Linked DNA regions of Homo sapiens: all the other regions are linked to region 2. A link is a contact called in ENCODE Hi-C or POLR2A ChIA-PET data. All regions are on one chromosome and are shown on one strand. Each heading gives the region's core, a stretch centred on a gene start or an enhancer-like site at or near the end of the contact. The rest is flanking DNA. Distances are from core to core; before and after follow the strand shown. Region 1 overlaps H6PD (hexose-6-phosphate dehydrogenase/glucose 1-dehydrogenase). Region 2 holds the start of LINC02606 (long intergenic non-protein coding RNA 2606). Region 3 holds the start of LNCTAM34A (long non coding transcriptional activator of miR34a).

Region 1 (2,700 bases), core at 46-2,545, 160 kb after region 2:
CCCTCTACAAATGGCAATCACGGTTGCCCTAGAGATGCTGACTGACAAGGTCTCCCAAAGGAGGGGCCCTTCTGCCATTTATGGGCCCCTAAGTGCACACGTGGGCTTCCATGCGGATGGAATCATTGGTCCCCACCAGGGAACCTGGACTGTGGGAGCTGCCGCCACCATAGGACCCAAGGGCTTCCAGACCAGGAAGAGGCAAACAGCCTGCCTGGGAACACAGTGCTGGAACTTGGGACTTGGGTTCTGAGCGGGGCTGCTCCCTGGGCTGTTGTCATCACTCTTTCCTTTTTTTTTTTTTTTTTTTTTGAGATAGGGTCTCACTCTGTTTTCCAGGCTAGAGAGCAATAGTGCAATCACACCTTACTGCAGCCTCAGTCTCCTGGGCTCAGGTGATCCTCCCACCTCAGACTCCCGAGTAGCTGGGACCACAGGAGGGCACCACCATACCTGGTTTTAAAACTTTTTGTAGAGATGGGGTCTCACTATGTTGCCCAGGCTGGTTTCAACCTTCTGGGCTCAAGTGATCCTCTCACCTCAGCCTCCCATAGTGCTGGGATTACAGGCATGAGCCACACCTAGCCCAATTTAGTGAATTTTAAGAAGCATTTTAAAAAAATGAAAACTAAAACATAGAGGATATCCGAGGTTCTAAGGTTAAGAATTTCTTTATGAAACCTGCTTGGAACACAGTTGTAAACAAATGGACTGATTTATGATGGAAGGCACGTTTCTTGCTGCAGATCATGGTCTGAAGTTTGAAAGCCACCAGCCTAGAGGGTTCTGAAAACTTCTCCTTCCTAACACAGCTGAAGGAAAAGGGGTGGGTAGGGGCGGAGGCACAGGGACATCTCCAGGTTTGGACTTTTCCAACATGATTTGCAGAAGGCACTTGATTCTGGAAAGTAGACCTTTGGCATTTCGACCCTCACCCACACTCCCACACCCACTCTGCACAGATCGGTGGTGCATCCGAGGCAGGGCTGAGTTAGAACAGGACATCCTAGACTCGGCGGCAGTGACTATTATTCAGAAATGGCACATCAAGGGCCGGCCTGCCCTTCATCCTGCAGGGGTACTTGGGCATGTGGAGGCCCCTTTCTCCCTGGTGTTGCAACTGGAGAGGAGTCGGTTCCTGAAGAACAGATGGGAGAGTGCTGGGGCCAGGTACCCTGGGAGAGAGGAGGGAAATGAAATCCGGCACAGGGGCTGCGGGGATAGGGGCAGTCAGGAGGCGGCAGTGCGGTGCAAGGGCCCCCCCACGCGGCCAGCTGTGGAACTTCCACCACGACTCCCTGTCCTCTCCTGAGCCCGCCCATCACGTGTAGAAGCTCAGATGCTGGGCGCCAGGAGGGCGGCTTCCTGGCTCTGGGCACCGTGGTTCTGTCCTAACGAGGGGCGCTCTCTGGGTGTAAAAACAGATGTTCTGGCTGGGCGCGGTGGCTCACGCCTGTAATCCCAGCACTTTGGGAGGCTGAGGTGGGTAGACTGCCTGAGCTCAGGAGTTCGAGACCAGCCTGGGCAACATGGTGAAACCCTGTCTCTACTAAAATACAAAAATTAGACAGGCATGCTGGCCGGCGCCTGTAGTCGCAGCTACTCGGGAGGCTTAGGCACGAGAATTGCCTGAACCCGGGAGGTGGAGGTTGTAGTGAGCCAAGATCTCGCCACTGGGCTCCAGCCTGGGCGACAGAGACTCTGTCTCAAAAAAAAAAAAAAGAGATGCTCTGTCTGGCCTGGGTTGTTGTTGGTGGCCAGAGTAAGTGGTGTGAACAAGAGCCCCGGCTTGGGAACATGTCTCAGACTGGCATTGAAAATGAAAGCCAGGATTCCTCTAAATCCACCGCCTTGAAGTGTAAACAGTCCAGAGAGAAACCGACTTTGCCATGCTCCCTCACCCAAGAAAGCCCTCTCTCAAAATGCGCTAGAAAGTTTATATCTGCCTGATCCAGAGAGCAAGTGGAAGGTGCGGAGAAGCCAGACAGAAAAATCGACCTTAACCAAGAGTTCCATCTCCCAGCCTTAAGTTGTGGGATACTGAACAAACAAAACTACACATGTCCTGGGAATTTTGCTTTGTGGTGTTTTTAAAAAGAATGTCAGAGCCCTCCTTGGGGGCTTCAGAAAAGCAGGTATTGCTGGCCCATGGCTTCTCAAGATCACAGTCCCCAACCTATGCTCACTGAGAAGATACCCGCTTACTTCCCCAGTCTCAGGCAGAGAGTTCGTGGTGAAGTGATAAGTAGCAGGAGAGGCCAGCAGACAGGAAGCCACGGGGTCACCAAGGGGCAGGGAGAGAAGGCCTGGCTGCGGCCCCGTCACCCGCCAAGCGAGCCCCTGAAAAGGCTGTGGGCAGCCCCCCTGCCAGTGAGGCCTAGCTCCTGTCTGGTGGGAGCAGAGCCGCCTGGATGGCCCAGTGTCACTCGATGCTCCATCTCTCTCCCCGCTAATGAGCTGTCACCTCAGTGGGTGATTTAACTGGATCTTTCCTGGTAAAACAAGAGGGGCTATTGAGAGCGGAAACACCCATCCGGGAGTCCCCTGAGATGGAAATGACCCTCTTAAATTGGGGATCTCTGGAATGTCCTGATTATCTGCACCCAGTGTGCTTCCTGGAGGAAGGCTAGCAGGACAGAGGAGCAGCGGAGGGCAGGGGTCCTCCCTGAGGAAGTTGGGGGAATGAGACCCCACCTCCCC
Region 2 (2,700 bases), core at 170-2,669:
TTTCTCAGTGAGGAACATTTGAGCCAAGTCTTGGAGGAGGTAAGGGAGAGAGCCCTGGGGATAACTGAGGACAAGTTCCAGGCAGAGGTAAAGGCAAGTTCAGGATCCCAGAGGCAGAAGCAAGCCTGGCAGAATGGCCACTGTGGCTGGTGTTAAGTGAGAACGGAGACAAGAAAGGAAAGGTCTAGAACAGAGGCCTGGCCGTGTGGAACACTTCTAGCCATGGTAAAGGTTTGGCTTTTACTCTGAGACAGGAGGCCTGGTAGTTTTTGCACAGAGGAGGCACATGATATGACTTTTAACAGAATTACTGAGGTTGTTATGTAAACACAGACTGACGGGGTGGGAGCAGAGGAAGGACCAGCTAGGCAATTACAATAATCCAGGTGAGAGATGGGGGCTTGGTCTAAGATGCTGTTAGTGGATACCGGATTCTGGGGAAAAAAGAAAAGCCAATAGGATCTGCTGACAGATTTGACACGGGATGAAGAACTCTAAGTTTACAGCCTGAGAAGCCAGAAGGATTTTTCTTGAGGATGAATTCCAGGCTGGAGCTATAAGGAGGGGAGTCATCAGCACATAGTCTTTAAAGCCATGAAACCCGATGAAATCATCAAGAGATTAAGCGAAAAGAAAGAGAAGTCCAAGGAGCCAGTGCTGGGGGTACTGATACATTTAGAGGTCAGGAAAAAGAGGAGAGGCTAGCAAAAGAAACAGAGAAGGTGGGGCAGGGATGGAGGAGAAAAACAAGCGTGTGCACTGCCAAAAGCCAAGTGAAGAAAGTTTTGCGGAGGAGAGGGTGATAAACTGTATCAAAAATTGCTGATAGAGCAGGTAAGAGGAGGACTTGGGAGAGACTGAGTTTGGCTGGAGGGAGTTCAACAGAGTGGGAGGAGAGAGCTGGACAAAGAATATATACACTCTTCCAAGGAGTTACGGTATTCAGAAAGCGAAGGGATGGGGTGGGAGCTGGAGCCACCACAGGGTTCTCAGGAAGGGGGAAATTACATGTTTATATGCTGATGGGAACGATCCCTTCGAGAAGAAGTTAAGGCTCAAAAAGGTCAGGTTATCCCGGCACCAGTCTGGTCCAAACTCTTCTTCCCACCCCTAAACTACTGAAGTGATACATTTAAGTCTTCCCAGCCCTCCTGCCTTACACGAAATCCGATTAGGGCAGTTTGCATTTTTACTTTAATGGGGACATGTGATATTTAGCACCTTCGGTCAAGACGCCCCTCAAATAGGTTTTCGGGCTCTGCGTCCCAGCACGGCCTCCCGCGCGCTTTCGAAACGTCACCCTTGTCAGCTGTCCAGTTTTCCTCCAATCCCGCCTCGGGGGCGGGGCTGGCGCACCGTCTCTACAGCAACGCCTTAGCCAGAGGGTGCTCAGGTTTTCGGGACCGCGCGTGGCGCTCTCAGATGACGTCACACACCCGCGGCGCTTGCGTGACGTAAGCCCTGCTCAGTAAGAAGGCTCCGCAGGTCGGCAGGTAGGAAGAGCACTACCTCGCACACTGCGCATGCGCCACCTCGGGTGGCCTCAAGGTTGCTGTCGGGAGTTGGGTTTGAGGTCGGCTCCCTCTGGCTGCTGTCTCTTTAACCTGAACTAGAGAAGTCCTCCGCGATGCTGCAGTTTCCCGCTGGCTTTCTCGGAGCCACCTTGCGGGCAGATATCCGAGAATCAGAGTTCATTCTCTTCATCTTGCCCATCTCTTACCTCTGCTGGCGAGTTCTTCGTTGCATCCCAGTCTGAAAGTGCTAGTCGAACTCCCAATTTGCTGTTGCCCGCAAGCTTCCTCTAGCAGGTCATCTCCCTTCGAAACAGATGCTTTCAAATCTTGTGTCCTGGAAAGATTAGTAACCGTGCTCTTTAGCACTGGTGTTTGTAAGGGTAACCAGGCTACAACTGAGGACCTGAGAATTTCGGCTTTGAATCAAGTACTTGAGCTTTTACGTGCTAGGACCCGTGACTTTTGTTCACTGCTCGTGACTCTTTCTGTCTTCTTTCACATTTTTAGCCAGGATCCAGTTGGCCTTACTAAGTAAATGACCTCCAGAAAAATGAAGTATCGGCCAGGCGTGGTGGCTCACACCTGTTACCCCAGCACTGTGGGAGGCCGAGTTGGGCGGATCACTTGAGGCCAGCCTGGCCAACATGGTGAAACCCCGTCTCTACTAAAAATACAAAAATTAGCCAGGCGTGGTGGTGCACGCCTGTAATCCCAGCTGCTCCGGAGGCTGAGGCAGGAGAATCGCTTGAACCCGGGAGGTGGAGGTTGCAGTGAGTCGAGCTGGCACCACTGGACTTCAGCCTGACCGACGGTGAGACTCCGGCTCAAAAGAAACAAAAACAAACAAACAAACAAAGAAAAATAAAGTATCACTGTTCTAAAACTTAGAATTCCTTTACGTATTCATTGGCTGACATTGATTAAGCACCTATGCTTTTTTTTTTTTTTTTTTTTTTTGAGACAGAGTCTTGCTCTGTCAACCAGGCTGGAGTGCAATGGCGAGATCTCGGCTCACTGCAACCTCTGCCTCCCGGGTTCAAGCAATTCTCCTGCCTCAGCCTCCCGAGTAGCTGGGACTACAAGCACCCATTCTTTCCTGGATACTGTGCTGAACCTGGGGGCTACAGTGAGGATGACATCTGTCTCTGACATCATGGCACATTTAGGTGGTTAATTCAAGAAACAT
Region 3 (2,761 bases), core at 202-2,701, 250 kb after region 2:
GCCCAGTTCGGAGTCCTGCAAACTGTGAGTGTGCGAGGAGGGCTTGTTTCTGATGAAACCATTTCTGTCCCGTAACAACCCTGAGGGCAGAAACCCTTACAAAAGGAGCCACCGAGAGATTTGCTGTCCGCTTGATACTGGGGCACGGTGGTCCTGGGGGCAGCTTGTCCCGGAAGGGCGCGGGGCGCACTGGCTGGGATCTATAATGGTTGGGGCAGGAGGGTGGGTGGGGAGCCCCTTCTCCATGGCGGCGGGAGGTCTTCGGCGCTGCCCCTGCCCGCGCCTCCCTGCCCACCCCAAGGGCGCCCGACCGTGCGCGCAGGGCAGCGTGGAAAGGGTGGGAAATGCAGGGAGCGCGCCTTGGGGGCTGCCCCATGCTCCCCCCTGTAGCTCCGCGCTCAGGACCCGCGTCCGACTTTGCGTCTCTGGGAACCTTTAAGGCCGGTGAGGGGGGCTGAGCCGCGGCCCCTCGGCTGAGCCAAGCCCTGCCCCACGCAAGGTCCCCAGCCTGGCGCACCCGGCTCCCCAGCGCCGCGCGCCGGCCATGTCCCTTCCCACCCCAGCCCCCCGGGACCCGAGAGCCGTGCGGGGCCGAGCCTCGTGCCCCGAGGCACGCCGAGCCAAGTCACCCCTGCAGCCCGCGGCGCCGGAACTTGGGGGCGCAGTGAGTGGGGGCAGGGCGCCGGGCCGGCGGGCGGTGGCCGTGGCTGGGTGCCGGTTCCTGGCTTTAGAAGTCCTTTCGCATCTTGTTGAATCCGGGGCTGCATTGGCCCTCCGAGCTCTCCGGACTGGCAACGTCGCAGAGACAACAGGTCCTGACCCGGGACAGACCCCACACCCGCGTCCAGGACGTGGGTTTCTTCCCTCTTCCAGGCGAGAGGCCCTCGGACTGGGCGTCGCGGCGAGCCCCCCGTGGTTTCTGTTTGCTTTTGTACGGTCCCCCTTCCCCCCACCACCCTGTCCCGGCCCCACCCGGGCCTTGGTCCCACCGCGAAGGGGCGAGGAGTCCCCGGAAGGGTCGCGATGGCCGGGGAGTCCGGGACCTCGGCTCTGGGTAGGCGCGCCCCGCGACCCAGCGGCGGCGTGGGCGAGGGGCGCTGCGCAAACTACGCGCTCTCGCTGGGGAAACGCCAGCCCAGGCGGGCGGCGGCGGTGAAGGGGATGAGGACCAGGACCCCGTGCCCGGCGGGACTGGCCCCGCACCCCACGCCGCCCCCCTGCGGTGCGCACCGCATCTGCGCCCTAGGCCGAGGCCAGGCTCCGACCCCTCCCCCGCACCGACGTGATTCGGATCGCGCGGTGCTGGCGCCGCCTTCATGCGCCCTGCCTGGCCCCCACCTGGTCCTCTTTCCTTTTCAGGTGGAGGAGATGCCGCTGTCCCGTCGGTCTGGGGACAGCCCAGCTCCCCGGATCCCGGGCTGGAGAGACGCGTCGCGGCCCCGGGGCCTGGTGGCACGAGCAGGAAGGAGGACCCGGCGGCGGGCTCTGCCTGGGCTTGCCTGGGCTTGTTCCGAGCCGGGCTGCTTCTCGGTGACCACGCAGATCGGGGGCATTTGGAGATTTTGCGGGAGTCCTGCAGCCAAGCTCCGGGGCAGGAGAGGCCTGGAAGCCTGCACTACCTGCTCGCCCCGTCCCAGCATGCACCCAGGTAAACGCTTGTGTTTCTCAGTCCGTGCGAAAGTTTGCAAAGAAGGAGGCGGGAACTAGACCAACAACTTTAATAATCATAGTCATAATAATGAAAACCCTGTTCAATTGTGTAGCCTCCGTAAGGGGAAGAATTTCCAAGAAGCAACAAAATGTTCTTTGATTTCATAATCTCTGGGGAGAAAGGATTCCTTTTTTGGGGTTTTGCTCGGCTAGTTCTTTCTTCCCTCCTCTATCTCCAGCGTGGGGCGAGGAAGGCCGACTGGTTCATGGGTGGCAAATGGGGACCCTGGCTCTCTTGCGCTGCTGGCCACGGTGATATTGCAGCAAATGCTCAACCTCCCCAGTTCCTCTCCTCACCTTGAAAGTGGAGGCATTGATACTAGCCACCCATGGTTGCAAAAAACTCGCATGAAAGGGAAAGGAAAAGTGCTTCGGTCACTAAAGTAGCGTTGTCTAAGAGGTCAAGGCTTTGGAAGACTTTTGCTCTAGAAGAGGGGAACGGGAGAGGGGCTTTCAGCCAACCTGGCCCCGAGGTGAACGCGCGCGCCCCCTGCTGGCTGGAGCCCTGTCCAGCCTGTGAGCCGCCAGTGGGGAAGGAGACTGAGGGGAGGTGGTCCCTGGAGTTCCTTGCTCCTGGCCTGGAGCAGCAGGTGCCAGTGCTCCTGAGGCCCCCTCTCTCAGGTTACGTGGATGGGGCCTGTAGCACAGACAGGGCACATGCTTCAGCACCTCCCTGTTTCTGCGTCAGGTGGGGGACATGAGCTAGGCTCTGCAGAAGGTTCCAGAGCCTGGGCCTTCCTGTTGCATCCACACTAGGCTCCTGGAGCCCAGAGGTGGCTGGGATCTCTGCATACATGCATGTGAAACTCTAGCAGATACCAAGTCATGTTAAGGGGGCTAAACGGCCCACTGCAGTTATGTTAGCCAGTTCTGCCTCTGCCCAGTTCTGAGATATCTTTGGGACAAATGGCCACTCCTCTGAGCCCCTGTGTCTTCCTGCATGAGCCACAAATGCTGTGTAGTCATGGCTGAGGAAGAGGGAAGGTACCTGTGCTTGCAAACATTCCTCTTGAAGGACTATCCAGGAGCAGAGGGAGCAGCTGGGGGCAGC

What was found. A loop is a pair of places that touch in the nucleus more often than their neighbours do. ChIA-PET counts read pairs that join two places held with the same protein, here RNA polymerase II (POLR2A). Pooled maps may share reads with other maps.
Region 1: a loop to region 2 is called in a pooled map, with 3 times the contacts of the local background. The contact joins the enhancer-like site here to the promoter of LINC02606 in region 2. A Hi-C loop is called at or near these places in 4 of 37 single-sample maps with no recorded cell type and 8 of 50 pooled maps. POLR2A ChIA-PET finds 5 or more read pairs at or near these places in 5 of 52 experiments (AG04449, GM10248, HepG2 and 2 more).
Region 3: a pooled map shows a loop between it and region 2 (6-fold over the local background). The contact joins the promoter of LNCTAM34A here to the promoter of LINC02606 in region 2. A Hi-C loop is called at or near these places in 2 of 37 single-sample maps with no recorded cell type and 6 of 50 pooled maps. POLR2A ChIA-PET finds 5 or more read pairs at or near these places in 3 of 52 experiments (GM12878, WTC11 and activated CD4-positive, alpha-beta T cell).

The regions. Positions count from the first base shown.
Region 1 is chr1:9,265,851-9,268,550 of GRCh38, reverse strand. It overlaps H6PD (hexose-6-phosphate dehydrogenase/glucose 1-dehydrogenase), which reads right to left. Exons shown (of 5, transcript NM_004285.4): 5 at 1-2,700. Among named protein-coding and RNA genes, the nearest start is that of SPSB1, 26 kb to the left of the region's middle. Within about 2 kb of position 1,295, at least 4 of the 41 ENCODE cell types and tissues checked have a DNase peak (open chromatin) inside an H3K27ac peak, as active enhancers do.
Region 2 is chr1:9,427,715-9,430,414 of GRCh38, reverse strand. LINC02606 (long intergenic non-protein coding RNA 2606) reads left to right here and starts at 1,419. Exons shown (of 2, transcript NR_104622.2): 1 at 1,419-1,493. RefSeq lists enhancers at 1,174-1,263, 1,324-1,553, 2,052-2,686.
Region 3 is chr1:9,180,894-9,183,654 of GRCh38, reverse strand. LNCTAM34A (long non coding transcriptional activator of miR34a) reads right to left here and starts at 1,451. Exons shown (of 3, transcript NR_132738.1): 1 at 1,339-1,451; 2 at 1-22. It overlaps MIR34AHG (MIR34A host gene), which reads left to right and starts at 1,317. Exons shown (of 2, transcript NR_132742.1): 1 at 1,317-1,648. RefSeq lists enhancers at 1-179, 1,380-1,729, 1,041-1,901, 1,840-1,989, 1,902-2,761 and silencers at 460-569, 580-669, 980-1,339.